Linked DNA regions of Homo sapiens: region 2 is linked to region 1. A link is a loop called in an ENCODE intact Hi-C map of the cell type or tissue named here. Cell type or tissue: gastrocnemius medialis. All regions are shown on one strand. Each heading gives the region's core, and the rest is flanking DNA. Links, peaks and the distances in the headings are about the cores only.

Evidence for each region. Hi-C counts contacts between places; a loop is a spot of excess contacts. Peaks named below come from ENCODE experiments on the same cell type or tissue, not always from the same donor. Only the 100,000 strongest peaks of a DNase experiment are listed, where the experiment ranks them.
Region 2: it touches region 1 in a loop (5-fold over the local background); 3 of 110 quality-filtered maps call a loop at or near these places.

Annotation. Positions count from the first base shown.
Region 1 is chrX:46,540,719-46,551,808 of GRCh38, forward strand. It overlaps ZNF674 (zinc finger protein 674), which reads right to left and starts at 4,703. Exons shown (of 6, transcript NM_001190417.2): 1 at 4,653-4,703; 2 at 3,783-3,893; 3 at 1,355-1,398. The coding sequence starts at 1,369. ZNF674-AS1 (ZNF674 antisense RNA 1) reads left to right here and starts at 4,772. Exons shown (of 2, transcript NR_015378.3): 1 at 4,772-4,909; 2 at 5,748-7,757. RefSeq lists enhancers at 4,077-5,276, 4,892-5,041, 10,887-11,090. In gastrocnemius medialis, for the core only: a CTCF peak has its summit at 4,722; a DNase peak (open chromatin) is centred at 4,733; H3K4me3 peaks cover 2,135 bases; H3K27ac peaks cover 1,639 bases.
Region 2 is chrX:47,123,973-47,135,062 of GRCh38, forward strand. LOC105373193 (a long non-coding RNA gene) reads right to left here and starts at 5,578. Exons shown (of 2, transcript XR_007068223.1): 1 at 5,393-5,578; 2 at 1,748-2,403. LOC107985720 (a long non-coding RNA gene) reads left to right here and starts at 5,352. Exons shown (of 2, transcript XR_001756002.2): 1 at 5,352-5,471; 2 at 5,577-7,218. It also overlaps the pseudogene RNU12-2P. RefSeq lists enhancers at 5,663-5,772, 5,803-5,882. In gastrocnemius medialis, for the core only: no CTCF peak of the experiment used is centred there; a DNase peak (open chromatin) is centred at 5,289; H3K4me3 peaks cover 2,082 bases; H3K27ac peaks cover 1,755 bases.

The DNA of each region.
Region 1 (11,090 bases), core at 1,236-9,235:
AGAGCAAGTAGATACAGAGAAAATTGTTCATGAGGTACTGTATACAATAGTAAAAAAAAATTAGGCCAGGTGCAGTGGCTCATGCCTGTAATCCCAGCACTTTGGGAGGACGAGGTGGGTAGATCACCTGAGGTCAGGAGTTCGAGACCAGCCTGGCCAACATGGTAAAGCCCCGTCTCTACTAAAAATACAAATATTAGCCGGGTGTGGTGGCACGTGCACGTAATCCCAGCTACTTGGAAGGCTGAGATAGGAGAATCGCTTGAACCTGGGAGGCAGAGGTTGCAGTGAGCCGAGATCACGCCACTGCACCGCAGCCTGGGCGACAAGAGCAAAACTCCATTTAAAAAAAAAAAAAAAAGGCCAGGCACGGTGGCTCACACCTGTAATCCCAGCACTTTGGGAGGCTGAGGTGGACAGATCACCTGAGGTCGGGAGTTCGAGACCAGCCTGACCAACATGGAGAAACCTCATCTCTAGTAAAAATACAAAATTGGCTGGGCATGGTGGCACATGCCTGTAATCCCAGGTACTCGGTTGGCTGAGGCAGGAAAATCGCTTGAACCTGGAAGGCGGAGGTTGCAGTGAGCCGATATCGCACCATTGCACTCTAGCCTGGGCAACAAGAGTGAAACTCCGTCACAAAAAAAAAAAAAAAAGAAAAAGAAATTAAAAACCTAAATATCTGTGAATAGAAAAATAGTTACATGATACATCCATACTATGAAATAGGAATTAAAACAATCTTTATATATTGACAAGGAACACCACCCAGGATATAATCAGGTTCAGAAAGCAAGATGGGTATGGGAATATGATGCCATTTGTGTAAAAGCATAAAAAAAATATATACGTGTACGTTTTTAGTTCATTAAACTGACATAAATGCATCTACCCCACAGTTTCACCCAACTGTTAACAGTGGACATCTCTAAGGAGGAACGTGGTACTGGGGGGAGAAGAAATAGAAACTTTATTGGCTACTAGTTTCTTCTATGTACATTAAAACATTATACACAAACTTATTCTCTTAAACACAGTAAAAAAGACCAAGCGATCTAGAAGTGAAGAAAGAGGAAAAAGCAAGGTGAATCTATGTATTTAAACAATTCTTCTCTGAGAAGAAGAAGAAAAGATGAGGTACAGTTTCTGGAAGAACAAGTAGAGAGAGGTATCTTTTTGTTTTTCCTCTCTCCTGGTGAGGGGAAGGATTAGAGAAACCAGAGGCTGAGGACAAGTTGAACAGAAAACAGCCAGAGAAGAGGGGATAATTGGTATTTTCAAGTTTATTATATAGATTCCAAACTTTGCCTCAATTTCACTGGAAAAAAAGTAGGGGTACATTAGAACTCACCTGGGACATGGCCATCTTGTTGTGCTCCTGCAAAGGATGGAGATCTACAAATACAGAATTAGAAGGGTTGAGTTCAGTGGGTATAGACATAAGATCATCATCACCACCCTAATAATAATTACCTTTGCACCCTGGGAAGAATCATCTAAAAATAAGGCCTGGTAGCTTCAGCCTATTCCATGGGACGCTACTAAGATCATGTGGGTTTTGCACATGAAACTTTGTCTCCCTTACTGGACAGATGTATGACTTGTGTCCAAAGCCATCTACATGTCAGAAACCAGTAACAACTTAACATCTCCTTTATCTCAAGAGTTCTATTCCTAGCACAAAGATGCAAAATGTTCACCATTGTCATTTCCACTATGAAAAATCTGCCTATAATCCCTGCATGCGGGGGGCGCTGAAGGAGGATTGATTGAGGCCAGGAGTTCAAGACCAGCCTAGACAATATAGCAAGGCCTTGTCTCTACAAAACCGAAAATTAAAAAAATTAGCTGGCGTGGTGGTGCATGCCTGTAGTCCCAGCTACTCAAAAGGCTGAGATGGGAGGGTCTCTTGAGCCCAGGAGTGCGAGGTTAGTGAGCCATGATCACGTCCCTGCACTCCAGCCTGTGTGACAACGTCAGAGCCTGGCTCAAAAATAAACAAAAAAATAAAAAAATCTTCGAAGCAACTAAATGTGCAGCAAAGGGGACTTAGTAAAAAAATATGACACGTGCAAAACAAGCATACTACACAGGCTTTAAAGATGGTTTCTGAACTTTGTTTTCAGTTCCTGGGTGTTTAAAGGGAGGTTCCAACAAAGCAACTGCAGTGTAATCTCATTTTTGTTAAGCAATATGTACAAATATGAAGTCTCAAACAGCATTTATTCTTTTTTTTGTTTTTTTTTGAGATGCAGTTTTGCTCTTGTTGCCCAGGCTGGAGTGCAGTGGCATGATCTCAGCTCACTGCAACCTCCACCTCCCGGGTTCAAGCGATTCTCCTGCCTCAGCATCCCAAGTAGCTGGAATTATAGGCATGCACCAACATGCCCAGCTAATTATTTTTGTATTTTTAGTAGAGACGGGGTTTCATCATGTTGGTCAGGCTGGCCTCAAACTCCTGACCTCAGGTGATCCATCCGCCTCAGCCTCCCAAAGTGCTGGGATTACAGGCATGAGCCACCGCGCCTGACCTCAAACAGCATTTATTCAAATGCTGACATTGGTTACATTGTTCGGTGATTTTAATTTTCTTGTTTATTTGCATTTTTGACAAGGAATATTAATTACTAATGAAACAAAAATTAAAATTTATTAAAAAATCACTTCTTATCAAACAGAGCCCTAGAGGTGAAAAGACACTCTCCAAGTGTGTATGAGTAAGATCTCTTCATGTGGTTTGGAGGAAGGAGCCCAACCAGGGCTCAAAGGGCCGCAGGGAAGGAGAGGTGTGGGGCTGGGTGGGTAACAGCCAAGCACTGTCAGTTCTGTGAGGGGCTGAAAACCACTGTGCCTGCTTCCCTGCATCCACCTCTCTAACTGGCCACCTACCCTGCTCCCACCCCACCACTTCCTCCTTTCCCATGATTTGCATTTTGATTGCCATGCTCCTCCTTCTTTGGCAGATTTTCAAAAGAAAGTTCCAGCAAGGAGATTCTGTGCAGAGTAACCATTTCATACTGCAGCAATCACTGTGATACCATCAGGACAACAGGGTTCAGCTCCGTGTAGCTTAGCAGGTCATGTCCCCTGGCCCACTTTCATTAAGCATTGAAATAAGGCAGCAGAGCTGGATGACAGCATACCTAGAGACTACTCTGAAATTCTATAAACTAAAAATATATTTTCTGCACTTTGGTCAGGATGAACGGACACTCAGCATTTCCCCTGGAAGCAGGTGCCTGGTTGATGGTGTGGGGCTGACTCAAATTCAGAAATAGCCAATGGCAAGAGAAGGAAGCATGGGGGTGCACAAATAGGTGTGCTAGGAGAGGCCAATCCTCTGTGGCTGGCTGTGATCCTTCCCAGCCTCATCCCGCCTTTGCAGGTACTACAGCAGGGCACCTGCCCCCATGGGGGACATCCATGCCTCCATCCACCTGTGACTTTCACCTGTCCCTCCTCCAGCAGGAATCAAACTGCACTGTCACATGGTCCTCCATGGCACCTGGAAGTAGAGCCAGCTTTGCTCTGTCTCAGCTGAAGTGAGGGACAAAGGCCACTACGGGTCCAGCTCTTCTAGGACCTGCTGTCCCGTGAGCCTCCTTTGCTCTGAGGATCTGGGTCTGGGCTCTTGCTGAGGCTTCTCCTCCAACTCGCCTCAGCTCAGCGTACCTCTCTTGTGTCCAAGGCGGCAGGACCAAGGGATTCAGAGACAAACACACCCCAGTTGGGGCCATCACTATAGCACTAGATCTCTGCCTGTGACCCAGGGAACTCACCTCTTCCTGGGGCCTCAGCCTAAGTCTTCTGCGACTAAGTGGGGAAGCCGAGGCACAGATAAACTGGAGTCTGAAATCGGTGAGCAGTGGTCTCAGGTCTGCACTCTGACCCTGGAAACACAATGACCACAGGAGATTCAATTAGCAACACCTATGCTCCCTTCCATGCAGTGAAGTTGAGTGAAACCCAAAGGTTTTTACCCAACAGAAGAGGGACAACCCCTCATTCTAGTTTTAAGAGTTAACATTCATGCACAGCTCAATTATCCTCAGTGAGCGAAACCCTGCCTTCCTGAGTCCGGGCTTTGGAATCAACTGACTGGCTGCTGTGCCACTTTTATTCACTGAAGAAATGATTGCCTTCCATGAGCCGGTTCTCCGTGTTGCAAATCCATCAGTGAACAAAATCTCAAATTCCCAGCTCCAGATTTCTAGTCTGGAGGAAGAGACACACTGGAAACAATAAACATGATAAACAAAGTACAGGAAAAGAAAAAGAAAAAGGATTCCTCGGGTTTGCTACCTACGGGACTTTGGACAGGTTGCCAAGCCACACTGTACCGTTTTCTCTCTATAACATGAAAATAATCATCGTAACACCTCACAGGGCTCCTGCTAATGTGAAACATTTGCAAGAGTGTCTGGCAGTTACCACCGGGTGAGGATACAAGCGCTGAGTGACTCAATCAATTAGTCACTCGCTGGCCCCGAACCTCGCCCCCAACACTCACGCCCACCGCCTGTGTCACTCAATCCCCACAAGGACGCTCACCCGTGGCCCCATGACCCCACGGCCCCGTAAACTCCCGTCATTCCTCCCGTCCCCCCTTCCCCCGATCAAAACCATCACCACCTCACCCTCCCGCTTACTTCACTGCCGACAGCCTGAAACCTCAGGGGCGGATGACAACAGCCAGTGTGAACGAAGCGCCACCCTCCGGGTCAGCCGAGCATTTCCGCTTCCCACAGCCCCCTGGGAACGTGAAGTCAAAGCAATGCGCACGCGCAGTGGCTTTGAAGGCGGGGCAACAAAGCCTGTGGCCGATGTGGCGCTCCTCGGCCCGCGCTTCAGTGGTTATGACAGTGTTCGCTCTAAGGGGAGAAGGAATGTGTGACCATTTCCAACGGTAAGTCGTACAAAAGGTCCGGGGAGGCGTACCTGGGCGGCGAGAGGCGAGAGAACTCCGCGCGGGCTTTCCAGTGCCCAGGCCCCTGCCGGCTCCGAAGCCGAAATCCCTTCTTCCACTTCGTTCTCTTGCAGTGGACGTGGGGTGTTCCCACCCCTCTGTCCCCAAGGCCACTGTTTCTGTCTTCCGCTCCTAGGAATAGGAAAAAGAGTCGCGCCTCTGGCATCTGTGGCAGCTCCAGAGCGCGGCCCTCTAGGGTCCAGGCAGGCCACATGGAGCGGGGCCCTAGGCCTGGCTCAGAGCGTCCTAAGAGCAACAGGTCTGGCTCAGTCGGGGAAGTGGCCTGGAAGAGGGGCTTTGGAGCCGGGCTTCAGAGCCAGCAACCTCCCGAAGTGAGGGAAGAAAGCCTCATTCTGATTGTTCTCTACCCAGTGGTGGGGCTCCGGTTCCTAGGATCTTAGACACCCTGGGAGAATCTGGATTTTACTTTTTAGCGGAGAGGTGTTTTCTCTGAGAATGCCAGCCAGTGGCAACATGGCCCGCTAAAAAGGCCTGTAGTAAACTTGAGGAAAGTTTTCTGTTTCCTGTCTGGGTCTGGGAGAAAGAGAACAAGTGTTGTTCTCCATGCTTACTATGCCTGCCTGGTCACCAAGCGGGCCTCTTTGGGTCAAGTATGACAGAGTCTCCCTCAGGTACACAGCAAACCCTTCTGTGCTAGAGCCAGCTGGTGCCAGACACTGTTCATAGATGTGTCCAAGACATTTGTGTAATCTATCAGACACGTATTTAATTTCCATTTGAACATGAGTGTTTTTCCTCTTTCTCTTTCTCCTCTCAGGTTAACTTGCATTCCCCAGATAGTTTGGATGAGTTACAACCTAAATCTGCAAACTCAATACAGCCAGACCCTGGGAAGTGACTCTCTCCAAGCCTCCTGTACAAGTCCCAGGAAAAGAGCCTGTTTTCCCTTGGACATGTGAGCAGTGAATTACTGCTCATTCAGAATTTCATGTGTATGTGTTACTGATGGCCAGGTTTAGAGATACCAACCTATTTATTTCTAGAGGAGAGGTGATTTGATAACCTTTTCAGATATCACTATCAGTAGGCAGAAAAGGGTTAATAGTATGATAGGGTTAATATGTCCTGAGGAGAGTAAAGAAATTGCAAACTGCAGAAGCACCTGATCTGTGGCCCTGGCCAGCATCTCTCCATATCCTGATTCTGTAAGATCAAGTGTTTATGCAGAAAGAGAAGGGACTGATGATTTGAATGTGACCAGATGCAGGGCATGCCCTTATTGCCATGCCAGCATTTGCTATTCATGATGTTAGTATTCAAAAATCAAGAAACACCCTTCCTGGGCCATTGGTGTCTACTAATCCATTGGAAGAAAAGACTGGAATCCACCACTTACTAGCTTCTTGGGCCTCAGTCCCCTCTTTTCTGCCATAGCTAAGGACCACCTAACCTAGATGGCTGTTGTTATTGTTCAAAGGGACATCTTTAGAGCCTCAAGCCCAGGAATAGCCCGTGGCAGGCACCTGGTAAATGTTAGTTTTCATTGTCCTATCCCAACACTATGAAACATGCAGCACTCTCTGCAACTGCCCCTGTGGATTTCCATAGGCAGGAGAGTATCCAGTGTTGAGTGGAGCTGGTATTCTCAGAAACGAAGCCCCTTTCCTCATTTTGCGCCAATCTCTTCAGTCATTTTTACCCTAGTAGTATAATGCTTTGTCAAAGTCACTGTCATCTGATGTTAACAGTTGTTTTCGCCAGATGACTTTTCAAAAGGTAACTTCACCATAATACCGGTTAATGTGATAAAAACACTGCATGTAGCCAATTTTTTTTTTTTTTGAGATGGAGTTATTGGCTCTTGTTGCCCAGGCTAGAGTGCAGCGGCGTGATCTTGGCTCACTGCAACCTCCATCTCGTGGGTTCAGGTAATTCTCCTGCCTCAGCCTCCCGAGTGGCTGGGATTACAGGCACACGCCACCATGCCCAGCTAATTTTTTTGTATTTTTAGTAGAGTCGGGGTTTCACTATATGTTGGCCAGGCTGGTCTCGAACTCCTGACCTCAGGTGATCCGCCTGCCTCAGCCTTCCAAAGTGCTGGGGTTACAGGTGTGAGCCACTGCACCCAGCCAAATATTTTCTTATTTATTTATTTATTTTAGAGACAGGATGCCATTATGTTGCCTAGTTTGGAATGCAGTGTCTATTTAGAGGCGTGATCATGGCATACTATAGCCTCGGCTCAAAGGACCCTGGTCTCAAAGGACCCTGCCACCTTAGCCTCCTGAGTAGCTGGGACAAGTGTGCGCCACCACACCTGGCTAATTTTTTAAATTTTTTGTAGAGATAGTGTCTCGCTATGTTGCCCACGCTGGTCTGGAATTCCTGGACTCAAGGCCTCTTCCTGCCCTCAGACTTCCAAAGTGTTAGGATTACAGGGTGAGTCACCACGCCCAGCCAGTGTGAATTTTCTAATGCTGAGTAAGTTGTGATCCAGAAGTAAATGTATCTGCAAGCTGATTTAAATTGTAGATTTTCTCTTCATTGCATATTTTCTGATGTTGAATAAAGTCTGAGTATTAACTAAAGTTTTTGCTTCTTAAATATGTAAGAATTGTCCTCAAAATCTCTATTCTTGAGCACAGTAGTAAAAATATTTTTACATACATTGTATTTCAAGGGTTCTGCATAAGCAACCTTGTTTTATTGTGACAATTTATTTGGGAATTGTATCAAATATATAATACTGAGATGTTCTCATTCCTTTTGTGAAAATACTTTTGTTTAAAAACCACTGCCTTCAAATGAAAACCACTAGGTTTGTTATGCTTGCCTCATCTTTTCTCGGTGTTTTTCTTTCATTTTTTAAAAATACATGTCTTTCTTTTTTATACCTAAAACAGTGGGTTTTTAAAATGTGATATGTGTATGCGTTGTATAATGGTTACCACAATCAACTAATACATCCATCACCATCCATACTGTACCTTAGATCTGCAGAACTTGTTCATCGTAGAATGTTTTTACCTTTTAGGTCAGACGTGGTGGCTCACGTCTGTAATCCTTGCACTTTGGGAGGCCAAGGTGGGTGGATTGCCAGAGCTCGGGAGTTCAAGACCATCCTGGGAAACATAGTGAAACCCTGTCTCTACTAAAAATACAAAAAATTACCCACGTGTGGTGGTGCGCACCTGTAGTCCCAGTTACTTGGGAGGCAGAGGCACGAGAATCATTTGAACCTGGGAGGCAGAGGTTGCAGTGAGCTGAGATCGTGCCGCTGCACTCCAGCCTGGGCGACAGAGCAAGACTCTGTCTCCAAAAAAAAAAAAGAGTGTTTTTATTTTTTGACCAACATCTCTCCATTTCCTGTCTCCCACTCCTGCATCCCCAGTCCTTGGTAACCACTGTTCTACTCTCTGTTTCTATGAGTTCAACTTTTTAAGATTTCACCTTTAAGTGAGATAATGCAGTATTTGTCATTCTGTGTCTAGTTTATTTCATTTAGCATACTATCTTCCAGGTTCCTTTTTCCCTCTGTGTCTCAAGTCCACCTTTGCATTGTCACTTTCTTTTCTGAAATGAAAATGGTATTGTGGCTATTACCTAGCTAGATACCAACTATGGGCTTTGTAGTATCTGGATTAGCTGTAATGTACATGTGAATGATGACTAGTAAAATATATATAGTAGGAAAAATGATGCAATTCAAAAAGCAAGAACACAAGTATAAATAAGCCTAAGAAGGTTGGACATCATCTATATAAAGGAAAATAAACTGTACTCCTTAGTGAAGACTTAATACTGTAAAACCTGGCCGGGCACGGTGGCTCACGCCTGTAATCCCAGCACTTTGGGAGGCCGAGGCGGGCAGATCATGTCAGGAGATCGAGACCAACCTGGCTGACATGGTGAAACCCCGTCTCTACTAAAAATATAAAAAAATTAGCCGGGCATGGTAGCGGGTGCCTGTAGTCCCAGCTACTCGGGAGGCTGAGGCAGGAGAATGGCATGAACCCAGGAGGCAGAGCTTGCAGTGAGCCGAGATCACGCCACTGCACTCTAGCCTGGGCAAGAGCGAGACTCCGTCTCAAAAAAAAAAAAACCGAAATTGTCCCTAAGCCTAATTGATAGATTTAAGGCAATTTAACCAATATGCTAAATGGGATCAGGGGCCTATAGTACAATTATACTTCATTTTAATTGGCAGAAAAAATATATGAACAACTAAGAGTATTTGGTGGATAGAGGTAACATGGGAAGACTCATCTTACAAGATATTAGAGGGCATTATAAACTAAAGTAAATAATGTGGCATAGAGCAGAATTAGATCACTGAAACAAAAAAATCCAGAATCAGAATATATGGAATGTGGAGTCCTGATAAGTAAGCAACAAGAAGGAAGGGGTCCCAGGTGAGAGAGAACAATTGTTCTATAGATGGCTAATTGCAGACAACCTGCTGGCACACATCCTGTTCCCAGATACCTTGTTTTGCATGTGGCCTTTCCAGCACAACCTTATAAAACTTAAAACCTCCAGCCCCTGCCTCTCAGACAGCCTCTTCTCTGCTGTGCTGCCCATTGAACCCTTACAACGTATCTTCAAACTTTCTCTGATAAATCTGCCTTTCTTTACCTATGACTGTTTTGGCAAAATTCCTTTACTGTCCACAACACCATCCCCACTCAGTTGTACCCAAGACAGGGAAGACTAAATGTCTGACGTTTACCTTAAAAAGTATGAAAAAATAAGTTGAGAGGGGCCAAGCATGGTGGCTCACGCCTATAATCCCAACACTTTGGGAGGCTGAGGTGGGAGGATGGCTTGAACCTAGGAGTTTGAGACCAGCCTGGGCAACATAGTAAGACCTCATCACTACCAAAAAAAAAAAAAAAAATCTGGGCATGGTGGTGTGTGCCTGTAGTCCCAGCTACTTAGGAAGCTAAGGTGGGAGAGTCACTTGAGCGCCAGAGCTTTGAGGCTGCAGTGAGGCTTGATCATGCCACTGCACTCCAGCCTGGGCAACAGGGTGAGACCCTGCTGCAAAAAAAAATTATTATAAACCTACTTATGCTAAGTTATAATGGTTGACAAAAACGTCAGTAGAAGGCAGAGTTCCAATGTATATCCATGTATGTATTGAAAATTAAAGGTGTTTTCAGTTTGTGAAAATTGACAGGATTGATGTGATATAAATCTGTAAGGAAAAAATCCTGGACCCCTACATATTATATATAATGACAAATTCCAAGTGGATTAAAATTAAATATGAAAAATAATAAAATATATACGGGCTGGGTGTGGTGGCTCACGCCTATAATCCCAGCACTTTGAGAGGCCGAGGCAGGTGGATCACGAGGTCAGGAGATTGAGACCAACCTGGCCAACATGGTGAACCCCTGTCTCTACTAAAAATACAAAAATTAGCTGGGCGTGGTGGCACCTGCCTGTAGTCCCAGCTACTCGGGAGGCTGAGGCAGAAGAATCGCTTGAACCCGGGAGGTGGAGGTTGCAGTGAGCCGAGATGATGCCACTACACTCCAGCCTGGTGACAGAGTGAGACTCTGTCTCAAAAATAAATAAATTATATATATATGAATATTATATAACATCATGATGGAGCATAAACCAGAAGGACAACCCTGAAGCCATAAAGTAAATCCTAGACTTCATTTAAAAATGTATATATATTGGAGACAGTGTCACTCTGTCACCCAGGCTGGATTGCAGTGGCATGATCTCAGCTCACTGCAACCTCTGCCTCCCAGGTTCAAGGGATTCTCCTGCCTCAGCCTTCTGAGTAGCTGGGATTACAGGCATGTGCCACCACACCCAGATAATTTTGTATTTTTAGTAGAGGTGGGGATTCTCCATGTTGGTCAGGCTGGTCTGGAACTCCCGACCTCAGGTGATCCGCCTGCTTTGGCCTCCCAAAGTGCTGGGATTACAGGCGTGAGTCACCGCGACCGGCCGGTTTTAGGTATTCTTTAGATGACAGTTGGTTGAGAGAGTTAAGCTGTTGTCTGAAGACATGAAGTCAGTAGAAAGGAATGCTTGAGTTAAGATAAGGGGGTTATGGGGGCTGAGGACCTTGTTATGTAGATGAAGGTTCCTAAGTAGCAGCCCTCAGAGAGAATAGATGGTAAATGTCTCTTTCAGA
Region 2 (11,090 bases), core at 2,094-10,093, 580 kb after region 1:
TATTACCTAAAAAATTCAACTCTGTGCTTTCCTGGAGACCCATTCCCACCTGCCTGGGGCAGCTGTTTCCCACAGGGTCCTCCAAAGTCTCCAAACAGTAATCACACATAGGCCCAATCACTGACCCTCCAAGAATCCAATTAAGGAACCAAAGAAACCACAATCAAGGCCGGGCACTGTGGCTCATGCCTGTAATCCCAGTGCTTTGGGAGGCCAAGGTAGGGGACCTCTTGAGTGGAGGAGTTTGAGGCTGCAGTGAGCTATGATTGAACCACTGCACTCCAGCCTGGGTGACAGATCAAGAAAGAAAGAAGAAAGAGAAAGAGGCCGGGGGCAGTGGCTCATGCCTGTAATCCCAGCACTTTGGGAGGCTGAGGTGGGCGGATCACTTGAGGTCAGGAGTTTGAGACCAGCCAGGCCAACATGGTGAAACCTCATCTCTACTAAAAATACAAAAATTAGCTGGGCGTGCTCGCTTGAACCCAGGAGGTGGAGCTTGCAGTGAACTGAGATTGTGCCATTGCACTCCAGCCTGGACAACAGAGCGAGACTCTGTCAAAAAAAAAAAAAAAAAATAGAGAGAGAGAGAAAGAGAAAGAATGAAAGAGAGAGAAAGAGAAAGAATTAGAGAAAGAAAAGAAAGAAAGAAGAAGGAAGGAAAGGAAGGAAGGAGGGAAGGAAGGAAGGAGGGAAGGAAGGAAGGAAGGAAAAGAGAAAGAAAGGAAGGAAGGAAAAGAGAAAGAAAGAAAGAGAGAGAGAGAAAGAAAGAAGAAAGAGAGGGAGGGAGGGAGGAAGGAAGGAAGGAAGCACAGAGCGTCACTCATCACTGGCTCACACGAACACTACCACTATGGCCCCTCTCCCAATGATTGACAGCCACAGACCCTCAATCAGTAGCCTCAAAGGCCTCCAATTATTAATTACCTCAGGATTCGAGTCCCTGGAGCCTCATCCTGACACCACTGGCAACCAATCACTGATCTTCCAAAACTGTGGCCAGACCATAGAGACTGTCAGAGCATAAAGAAAAATCCCTCCACTGTTGATTGTCAGGGTCTGCGAAAGGTCTGAGACTTCACCCTCTTACAAGCTAACATGTTTTAGAGATGCTGACAGAAAACATGAGACTCCTGAGGCTGAGACAAAGGATTTTCCTGCTCCTAGGACAGCAAGCAGCTTGCACGTCACGTGGGCACCTGCTCCCCATGTCCTCCAAGTCCCACAGCAGTGATGCAGAGGGTCCCTGGTGGACATTGCACACACAATAGGTTTACATCACAGCCAAGAAACACTGAGCATGGGTGATCCAGCCTGTTTTTTGCCCCAGAGGGAGACATTGCCTCATCCCACAGGGTTGCTCGGTGTCATCACAACCCTGAGAAATGGCTGGGGTAATCAGTGATTGGGGCCTTGTATCTTTAGGCAGCTACAAAGTAGTAAAACTAAGGCCAGGTTACTATACGCTACAACCCACACAAAGGAATTTAGACTGATGCGCTGACGTTTGGCATACTGTCAATAATTTAGGGGGCAATACATGGGCCCCAAAGCAAACCCTGTCCCAGTGGAGAGACATTCTGTTACCTACTGTTCCCCCCATATACAAATATACCATCCAAAGGGGAACAGTTCATTTCACTTCAGCATTTGTTGTTCAACTTGATTGGACTCACCATTACATTGGTTTGGTAAAGTGTTATGAGCAGTAGTCTATTCAGGCTGCTATAATGGAATACAATAGACAGGGTAGCATATAACCAACAAGTTTATTTCTCACACGTCTGGAGGCTGGAAGTCGAAGATCAAGGTGCCAGCAGATTTCTGCATCTGGTGAGGGTCCACTTCCTGGTTCACAGATGGCCATCCTCTCACTGTGTCCTCACATGGAGAAAATAACAAGGGAGCACTCTGGGGCCCCGTTTATAAGGGCACTAATTCCTTTCATGAGGGCTCTGCCCTCAAGACCTAATCACCTCCCAAAGACCCTACCTTCTAATACCTTGGGGCTTAGGATTCCAACATATGAATTTTGAGGTAACATAAACATTCCACCTATAGCAAGTAGCATCTTAGTGCTTGTACTTAAATCTCTAAACGTGGCATAATCCAAGGCCACTTGGGTGCCAGGAGAAGCAGATGAATTTGGATCAATCAGATCTAAACAAGGTTGTGCTGGCCCACGTATGTCTACAGGTATGAGGGAAGCCTGTGTTTAGGAGCTGCTGTTGATGGCATCAGGCACAGCAGAGTAATTCAGGAGCAGCCATACTCACATGCTTTTTTCTGGTTTTGTCACCCAAGGACGGTGATGGCAAACCTAGCAGCAGGTTAGATTGCCAGCTGCACCTGCTGCTTGACTCCAGCAGAGCAGATGATTGTTTTGTTGGGCTGTGAGTGCTCGATCTAGGGGACAAAGAGAGCATTCATTTTCTCCCCATCTTGCACCTCTCAGGGTCTAAGATATTCCCTCCCTGTATTAGTCCATTTTCACACTGCTATAAAGAGCTACCTGAGACTGGGTAACTTACGAAGAAAAGAGGTTTAATTGACTCAGAGTTCTGCATGGCTGGGGAGGCCTCAGGAAACTCACGATCATGGCAGAAGGTGAAGCAGAAGCAAGAACCTTCTTCACAAGGTAGCAGGAGAGAAAGCGAGGGAAGAAAGCCACCCACTTTTTTTTTTTTTTTTTTTTTGAGACAGGGTGTTGCTCTGTCACCCAGGCTGGAGTGCAGTGGCGTGATCTCGGCTCACTACAACCTCCACCTCCCAGGTTCAAGACATTCTCCCGCCTCAGCCTCCTGAGTAGCTAGTACCACAGGCACACACCACCACGCCCAGCTACCTTTTGTATTTTTAGTAGAGACAGAGTTTCACCATGTTGCCCAGGGTGGTCTCAAACTCCTGAACTCAGGCAATCTGCCCACCTTGGCCTCCCAAAGTGCTAGGATTACAGACGTGAGCCACCGTGCCCAGCACCATGCACTTTTTAAACCATCAGATCTCGTAAGAACTCATTCACTCACTATCACAAGAACAGCATGGGGGAAACTCCCCCCATAATCCAATCACCTCCCATCAGGTCCCTCCCCTGACACAGGGGGATTACCATTCGAAGTGAGATTTGGGTGGGGACACAGAGCCAAACCAACCATATCACTCCCCAAATGCTCTCCTTCCACACCTCATGAAATCAATGTATCCCATCCCAGAGCCTGTAACTTCACTTTTTCCCAATCATCCCCTATTTGTACCCAGACCTTTCATCCAGAAGGGTCAAGTACAAGAGGGCCAAAGGCATTTTTATAAAATTTACAGAGATTTTTTTTTTATGTCTTCTATCTTAGTCAGTGTGAGCTGCTGTATGGGAACTTGGTGAGTGGTGTACTCAATCAAGTGGTCATTGTCATTAGGATCTAGGACCGTGTCCACCCAACAAGAGAATTCAGGTGACTGACCAGAATTAACTTTAAGTCCGAGCCAGGCATGGTGGCTCACACTTGTAATCCCAGCACTTTGGGGGGCCAAGGTGGGCAGATCACCTGAGGTCAGGAGTTCGAGACCGGCCTGGCCAACATGGTGAAACCCTGTCTCTACTGAAAATACAAAAATTAGCCAGGCGTGGTGGTAGGTGCCTGTAATCCCAGCTACTTGGGAGGCTGAGGCACGAGAATCACTTGAACCCAGGAGGCAGAGGTGGCAGTGAGCTGAGATTGCGCCACTGCACTCCAGCCTGGGCAACAGAGCGAGACTCAGTCTCAAAAAAAAAAAAAAAAAGTTTAAGTCCCCTAGGGCTCTTTTGGGCTGGGCTGCTGCCTGGAGGGTTACCAACTAGGCTAGCCTGGAACCTGTGATTACTGTTAAAGGAAAGAAAAATACATCACGTCCAGGAACGGCCAGGGCAGAATCCCAAATGCCTCTATAGCCCACCCCTTTTGTTCCGACCATTATCTGAGGTACCCAATGGGAGATAATGCCATTCTTGGGACAGCCACATTTAGTGACCAAACTGCCTTACTAAGGTGAGTGGACCAGGAGAAGGAGAGAGAGGTAGGTTCTGCAATCCTTTTGAGTTCATTTTTGAGGAGGCCATTTCAATATTTAACAATATCAGATACCTGCCCATGGTAGGGCACATAGAACATCTATGGAAGGCTTTGACTACTGACCCATAGTTGGGTGGCCTTTGCAACAAAAGGCACACCACTGCCAGACTGCAAATGGTCTGTGTCAGAAACATAGAGTCCTTTACTTTGTGCCCAGTCTATGATGGTGGATGCATTGCCATGTTCAGGGGGCAGTGAACTAGAAGTGCATCAGCTGTTTGATTCCAGTCGGCCTCATCAGAGAATAGGCTCTTACTATGGGCGTCTACATGGGTGACCCAGACTGACCAATTCCACCAGTAGCTCTCTACCCGCTTATCTGTTAAAAAGGCATATGATGTTTTAAAACGTTTGAAAGTCTCAGCTTTAGAACAGTTTAGCTTTTCCACTAACCATCTATTACTGATCTCCACAGACCCCAATATTGTCCCTAGAACCCTTCCATCACTCACCCCAGAAATCTTCTATCAGAAACACCCGCCCTCCATTGTAGCCTCTCAGGCCTAAAATCTCAAATCAAATTCCAATCCTAGGCCAACTCCCCAACCCTAAGACTGCCTTTTCTGGGGCGGCTCTTTTTTCACAGGTGCAGTGAGGCCATCGTTTCTGTACAGCGCGGAAAAGCTAAACTGTTCTAAATCTGTGACTTTCGAATTTTTTAAAGCATCATATGCCTTTTAAAAAACAGATAAGGCCGGGCGCGGTGGCTCACGCCTGTAATTCCAGTACTTTGGGAGTCCGAGGCGGGCGGATCAATTGAGGTCAGGAGATCGAGACCAGCCTGGCCAACATGGTGAAACCCCGTCTCTACTAAAAATACAAAAATTAGCCGGGCGTGATGGTGGGCGCCTGTAATCCCAGCTACTCAGGAGGCTGAGGCACGAGAATCGCTGGAACCCGGGAGGCGGAGGTTGCAGTGAGCGGAGATCGTGCCACTGCACTCCAGCCTGGGCGACAGAGCTAGATTCCGTCTCAAAAAAATAAAAAATATAAAATAAAAAACAGATAAGCGGGTAGGGAGCTACCGGTGGAACTGAGTTTCCTCTTTAAGGGAAACGAGGACAAGGACAAGATCCCGTCTTTTCTGCACTCAGTCGCCCCGCCCCCAACGCAAGTAGGCATGTTTATTGGATGATAAGAGGGTCAGTCAAAGTAAGGACCAACCCTCTACTGCCAAAAGACACATACTACTCAAGGGCCCCTGACTCAGACGTTCTCACTGGTCGGAAATGCCATCAATCAAGTTTCAATCCCCGCCCCCTTCTCGCGGAAGAACTATGGGTGCTAACCTCTCTCTCAGGCCTGCTGTCAATCGGCTCCGCATCCTCTAGTTCTGCACATCCCCGGCCATCAGAGCACGAACTTCTGGTCGGTCCGCCTGCCGTTCTTTCACCTATAGAGCCCACCCTCTAAAGGTGTCCAAGCTGCTCCAAAGAACAATTGATTAACCCAACGGCTGTCTTTGGCCCTCAGAACTGTCACACCTGGCTCCGCCTCTTCCCGGACATCATCTGTTGCACCAGAGACTGGCGGGTCTGGAAAGAAGCTCTGAGCCCATCCGCGTTTCTCTGTTGGACCCTGTCAGGTCTCTTGTTCCGTGTCCAATGTCAGTCGGGTAGGGAGGCAGTGGGGCAGTCTTGGTTCTCATCCCACCCCGGAGTCTCTGCGCAGCCACAATTCAGGAAAACAATCTGGAGGCGGGTTCAAAACACTAAGATTGATTGAACGCGCTGATGGTTTGGTTTTCTCCTATAGCGCTTTGGTAGTGGCTTTTATCCAGACCGCCCCCCCCCCACCCCCCCGGAATGAACCCTGGTATAGAAATGTTACCCGTATGTGTGCATATGATTGTTTTTAATATATTTCAATTTGATGAATCAGCCTTTTTCAAGGTCAGATTCCAGACCGACCCTTCTGGCGCCCACCCCCCGCTTTTTTTTTTTTTTTTTTTTTTCCAAAATGAAAGCTTTCCCAAAGAGGCCACGTTTGTAGGGCTAGTGGAATTTTTTGGAAAAGGGAGAAAGCGGATTCTGGATGAGGACAATGGTGGCCCAGAAGTCGCTATGACTTAAGAGTCTTGGCAGAGGCAGAGGCTGGGGAAAGCGAGCAGTGTTTTTCATTTAGGTGGCATCTGTACGAATCCTAGTTTGGAAAGGTGCGAAGGTTATGTGCCTTTGTTTTTAATATTTTGGATTTTTAATTTTCTGTTTCTTTTTTTCACTTAGTTTTTATCTTCGAAGTTTAATTTTGCTGTTTTTTTATTTCATATTCTTAAAAATTGTATAATTAAATTTTATTGCTACTGGCTTTTAATTAATTCATTAATTAATTTTGAGACGGAGTCTCGCTCTGTTGCCCAGGCTGGAGTGCAGTGGCGCGATCTCAGCTCACCACAACCTCCGCCTCCCGGGTTCAAGCAATTCTCCTGCCTCGGCCTCCCGAGTAGCTGGGACTACAGGCACGCGCCACCATGCCTGGCTGATTTTTGTATTTTTAGTAGAGACTGGGTTTCACTATGTTGGCCAGGCTTGTCTCGGACTCCTTACCTCATGATCCACCCGCCTCGGCCTCCCAAAGTGCTGGGATTACAGGCGTGAGCCACCGCGCCTGGCCTTACTTATTTTTAAAGCAAATTCTTCTAGATCCTGAGTTTCTGGCTTTTTAAATTAAAATTACAAGAAAATGTATTGATTCCTCTGGTGTTAACAGGTCTGGAGACATACATTTATGATGCTTTGGAGCTATTGATAATATATAGAGTACTTTATTCATTAATTATTTCATTCTAAAAACCCTGCTTTATATATCCCCAGAATACTAAGGCCTGGTGGGGAATATCTTATAAATAATTAATGGTTATTACTAATTATTAATAATAACCGTCAATGAAAGTAAGATAGAAACTGTTAAGAGATTCAGTTAAGTACTGTGTAATTTTGTGTTGATTATATCTGCCAGTAATATTCATCATGCATTGCATAGAAGTGGGATTGTCTTTCTTTTTCTCCTAGCTGGTTTGTGAGAAAATTGTGAGCAATTTTGCACAGGGAGACTTCGATGTCTGACTAACATTTATTGACTGCTTGTATGTACTAGGAATAATTCTAAATGCTGATCATGTGTTATTTTTTTCTCTTTTTTTCTTTTTATTTGTCATTCTAAATGCCCTTCATGTATTGTCTCATTTAATCCTCACAAATAGGCACATTTATTCTCGTCATACTACAGATGGGGAAACATCCGTAAGTGGCAGAGATGGGATTTGAACCCAAGCCGTCTTAAGGACTGCACTGGAACGGTGTTTTTTGTTTTCTAAAATGGGGGTAATAATACATGTAAAGTGATTAGAACATATAGTTAGCTCTGAATACATGGCAGAACTTACTGCAGTTATGGCCTTGTTTAAGGCTCCCAGCCACCCTGTGAGTTAGGGATCAACATGATCCCCCTTTTCTACAAGAAGAAACAGGTTCTGAGAGAATAAATGACTTGCCCAAGGCCACTCGGTACATGGCCTAGCTGGGCTCATGCTGTGGTCATTTTCCTGCTATAAACCCTTCCCAAGTTCCACACCCTACTCTGGATGAACTCTTGGTGCATTAAGGCTTTTGATTCATAAAATTTAAATATATTTCTAAGCTGGGTACGGTGGCATGCACCTATAGTCCCAGCTTCTCGGGGGGCTTAGGTGGGAGGATTGCTTGAGCCCAGGAATTCAAGTCCAGCCTGGGCAATATAGCAAGAACCCATCTCTAAAAATAAACAAATAAGTTTCTGAACACACACATGTCAAACCCCTGTGTGATCTGGCCCCAACCCACCAGTCCTGCCTTATCTTAATGGATTTAGGGGTTTTTAAAATTTATTTTTATTTTATTAGTATTATTTCAGTAGTTTTGGGGGAACAGGTGGTGTTTGGTCACATGAAAAAGTCCTTTAGTGGTGATTTCTGAGATTTTGGTGCACCCATCATCCGATGTGGAGTTTTTTACCCCTCACCCCCTTCCCACCCCCTCCCCCCAGTCCCCAGAGCCCATTGTATCATTCTTATGCCTTTGGGTCCTCATAGTTTAGCTCCCACTTGTAAGAGAGAACAGGGCGGACGCGATGGCTCACGCCTGTGATCCCAGCACTTTGGGAGGCTGAGGCGGGTGGATCAATTGAGGTCAGGAGTTCCAGACCAGCCTGACCAACATGGCGAAACCCTGTCTCTACTAAAAATACAAAAATTAGCCGGGCCTAGTGGTACACACCTGTAATCCCAGCTACTTGGGAGGCTGAGGCAGGAGAATCGCTTAAATCCGGGAGGCAAAGGTTGCAGTGAACCGAGATCACGCCACTGCACTCCAGACTGGACGACAGAGCGAAACTCCATCTTAAAAAACAAAACAGAACAAAAAAGTGAGAACATACGATGTTTGCTTTTCCATTCCTGAGTTACTTCATTTAGAATATAATGGTTTAAAAAAAAAAGAATATGATGGTTTCTTTCCTTCCTCCCTTTCTTCCTCCTCCTCTTCTTCTTTCTCTCTCTCTCTCTCGCTCTTTCTCTCTCAGTAAAATAACCTAATTTATTTTTTTAAATTCCCAGTACCATGTCTTAAACTTATGAGTAAGGAAAATAACGATTGTTATTCGGGGTGATGCCCGAATCCTCACTGCTAATGTGAGACGAATTTTTGAGCTGGTAAAGGTCGCCCCTAAGGTGACCAGCCTACTTTGCGGGATGCCTAGGAGTCGCGATCTGCCTGACACCTTTACACCTAAAAAGTAGACTGGGGGCCTGGCGCGGTGGCTCACGCCTGTAATCCCATCACTTTGGGAGGCTGAGGAGGGCGGATCACGAGGTCAGGAGATAGAGACCATCTGGCTAACATGGTGAAACTCCGTCTCTACTAAAAATACAAAAAGAAATTAGCCAGGCGTGGTGGCGGGCTCCTGCAGTCCCAGCTACTCAGGAGGCTGAGGCAGGAGAATGGTTTGAACCCAGGAGGTGGAGCTTGCAGTGAGCCTAGATTGCGCCACTGCACTCCAGCCCGGGCAACAGAGCGAGACTCCGTCTCAAAAAAAAAAAAGAAGTAGACTGGGGCCGGGTGCCGTGGCTCACACCTGTAATCCTAGCATTTTGGGAGGCCAAGGTGGGTGGATCGCTTGAGGTCAGGAGTTCCAGACCAGCCTGACCAGCATGGTGAAACCCGGTTTCTACTAAAAATACAAAAATTAGTTGGGTGTCGTGGCACACACCTGTAATCCCAGCTGCTCTGGAGGCTGAGGCATGAGAATCACTTGAACCCCATAGGCCGAGGTTGCAGTGAGCTGAGATCGTGCCACTACCCTCCAGCCTGGGTGACAGAGTGAGACCCTGTCTCAAAAATAAAAAAAATAAAAAATTTCCCAGTACCATGACTATAACTAAAAGGACACCATGCCTAATGCAGTTTGTGTGTGATATGCAGGGAAAACATTTGGAGAGTGAGTAATAAAAGGGGATTGGAATTTTAAATAAGGAAAGTCCACTTTAAGAAGGTGATGTTTACCAACGACTTGAAGGAGGTGAAGGAGTTGGAAAGAAAACAAAAAGACAAGGCTGGCTGGGCACAGTGGCTCTCACCTGTAATCCCAACACTTTGGGAGGCCAAGGCGGGGAGACTCCTTGAGCCCAGGAGTTCCAGACTAGCCTGGGGAACATAACAAGACTATGGAGACTATTTTTTTTTTTTTTTTTTTGAGACAGAGTTTCGCTCTTGTTGCCCAGGCTGGAGTGCAGTGGCACAATCTCGGCTCACTACAACCTCCACTTCCCGGATTCAAGCAATTCTCCTGCCTCAGCCTCCCAAGTAGCTAGCATTACAGGCATGTGCCACCACGCCTGGCTAATTTTTTCTATTTTTTGTAGAGATGGTGTTTCTCCACATTGGTCAGGCTGGTCTTGAACTCCCGATCTCAGGTGATCCACCCGCCTTGCCCTCCCAAAGTACTGGGATTACAGGTGTAAGCCACCATGCAGGACCAAAAAAATCTTTTTAAAAAAGAACAAATAATAATTTGGGGTAATGATAATAGCTAAATAAGTAAATATATACCACTTTTTTTTTTTTTTTTCGAGACAGGGTCTCACTCTGTCACCCAGGCTGGAGTACAGTGGCATAATCATGGCTCACTGCAGCCTCGAATTCCCGGGCCCAAGCAATCCTTCCACCTCAGCTTCCCAAGTAGCTGGAACCACAGGTGTGCGCTACCACCTGGGTAATTTTTTAAATTTTCAGAGACGAGGTTTTGCCATGTTGCCCAGGCTGGTCTCGAACTCCTGAGCTCAATCAATCTATCCGCCTTGGCCTATCAAGTGCTGGAATTACAGGCATGAGCCACCATATCCTGCCCCACCACTTTCAATAACAGAGCCAAAACTTCGAAGTAGTGACTGCCAGGGTTCCAAAACCACCTTCCATTTTGGGGTCCACAATTTGAACATTCCCCAAACCATTGTCCCACAATCTCATTTTTGAAGAAGTTTTTTTTAATTTAAAAACTTCCATGATTACTGTATTAATATGAAGATTAATTCATTCAGCCAGCCAATGTTTACAAACAGCTAATCTGTGTCAAACAACATTGTAAGCACTCAGATTAATCCTCTCGATATCCTTACGAGGTAGTTAACATCATTAGCCCCAGTTTACAGAGGGGGAAAATAGGAGTATGAGGTCACACATTTAGTATGGAGGAAGCTGGGATTTGAACCAAGGCAGTATGGCTCCAGGGGACGTTACCCTAACCCCTGTGTTAGACTGTCTTGAAAGTTTTACTCGTCTTTCAAAGTTCTCTCTTCAATTAGACACTTCCCTCAGATCTTCATCAAACGTCATTTTTAAATTTAATTTTTTTTTAAGAGATGGGGGTCTTGCTCTGTTGCCCAGGGTGGAATACAGTGGCAGGGATCATAGCTGACTGCAGCCTTGACATCCTGGGCTCAAGGGATCCTCCTGC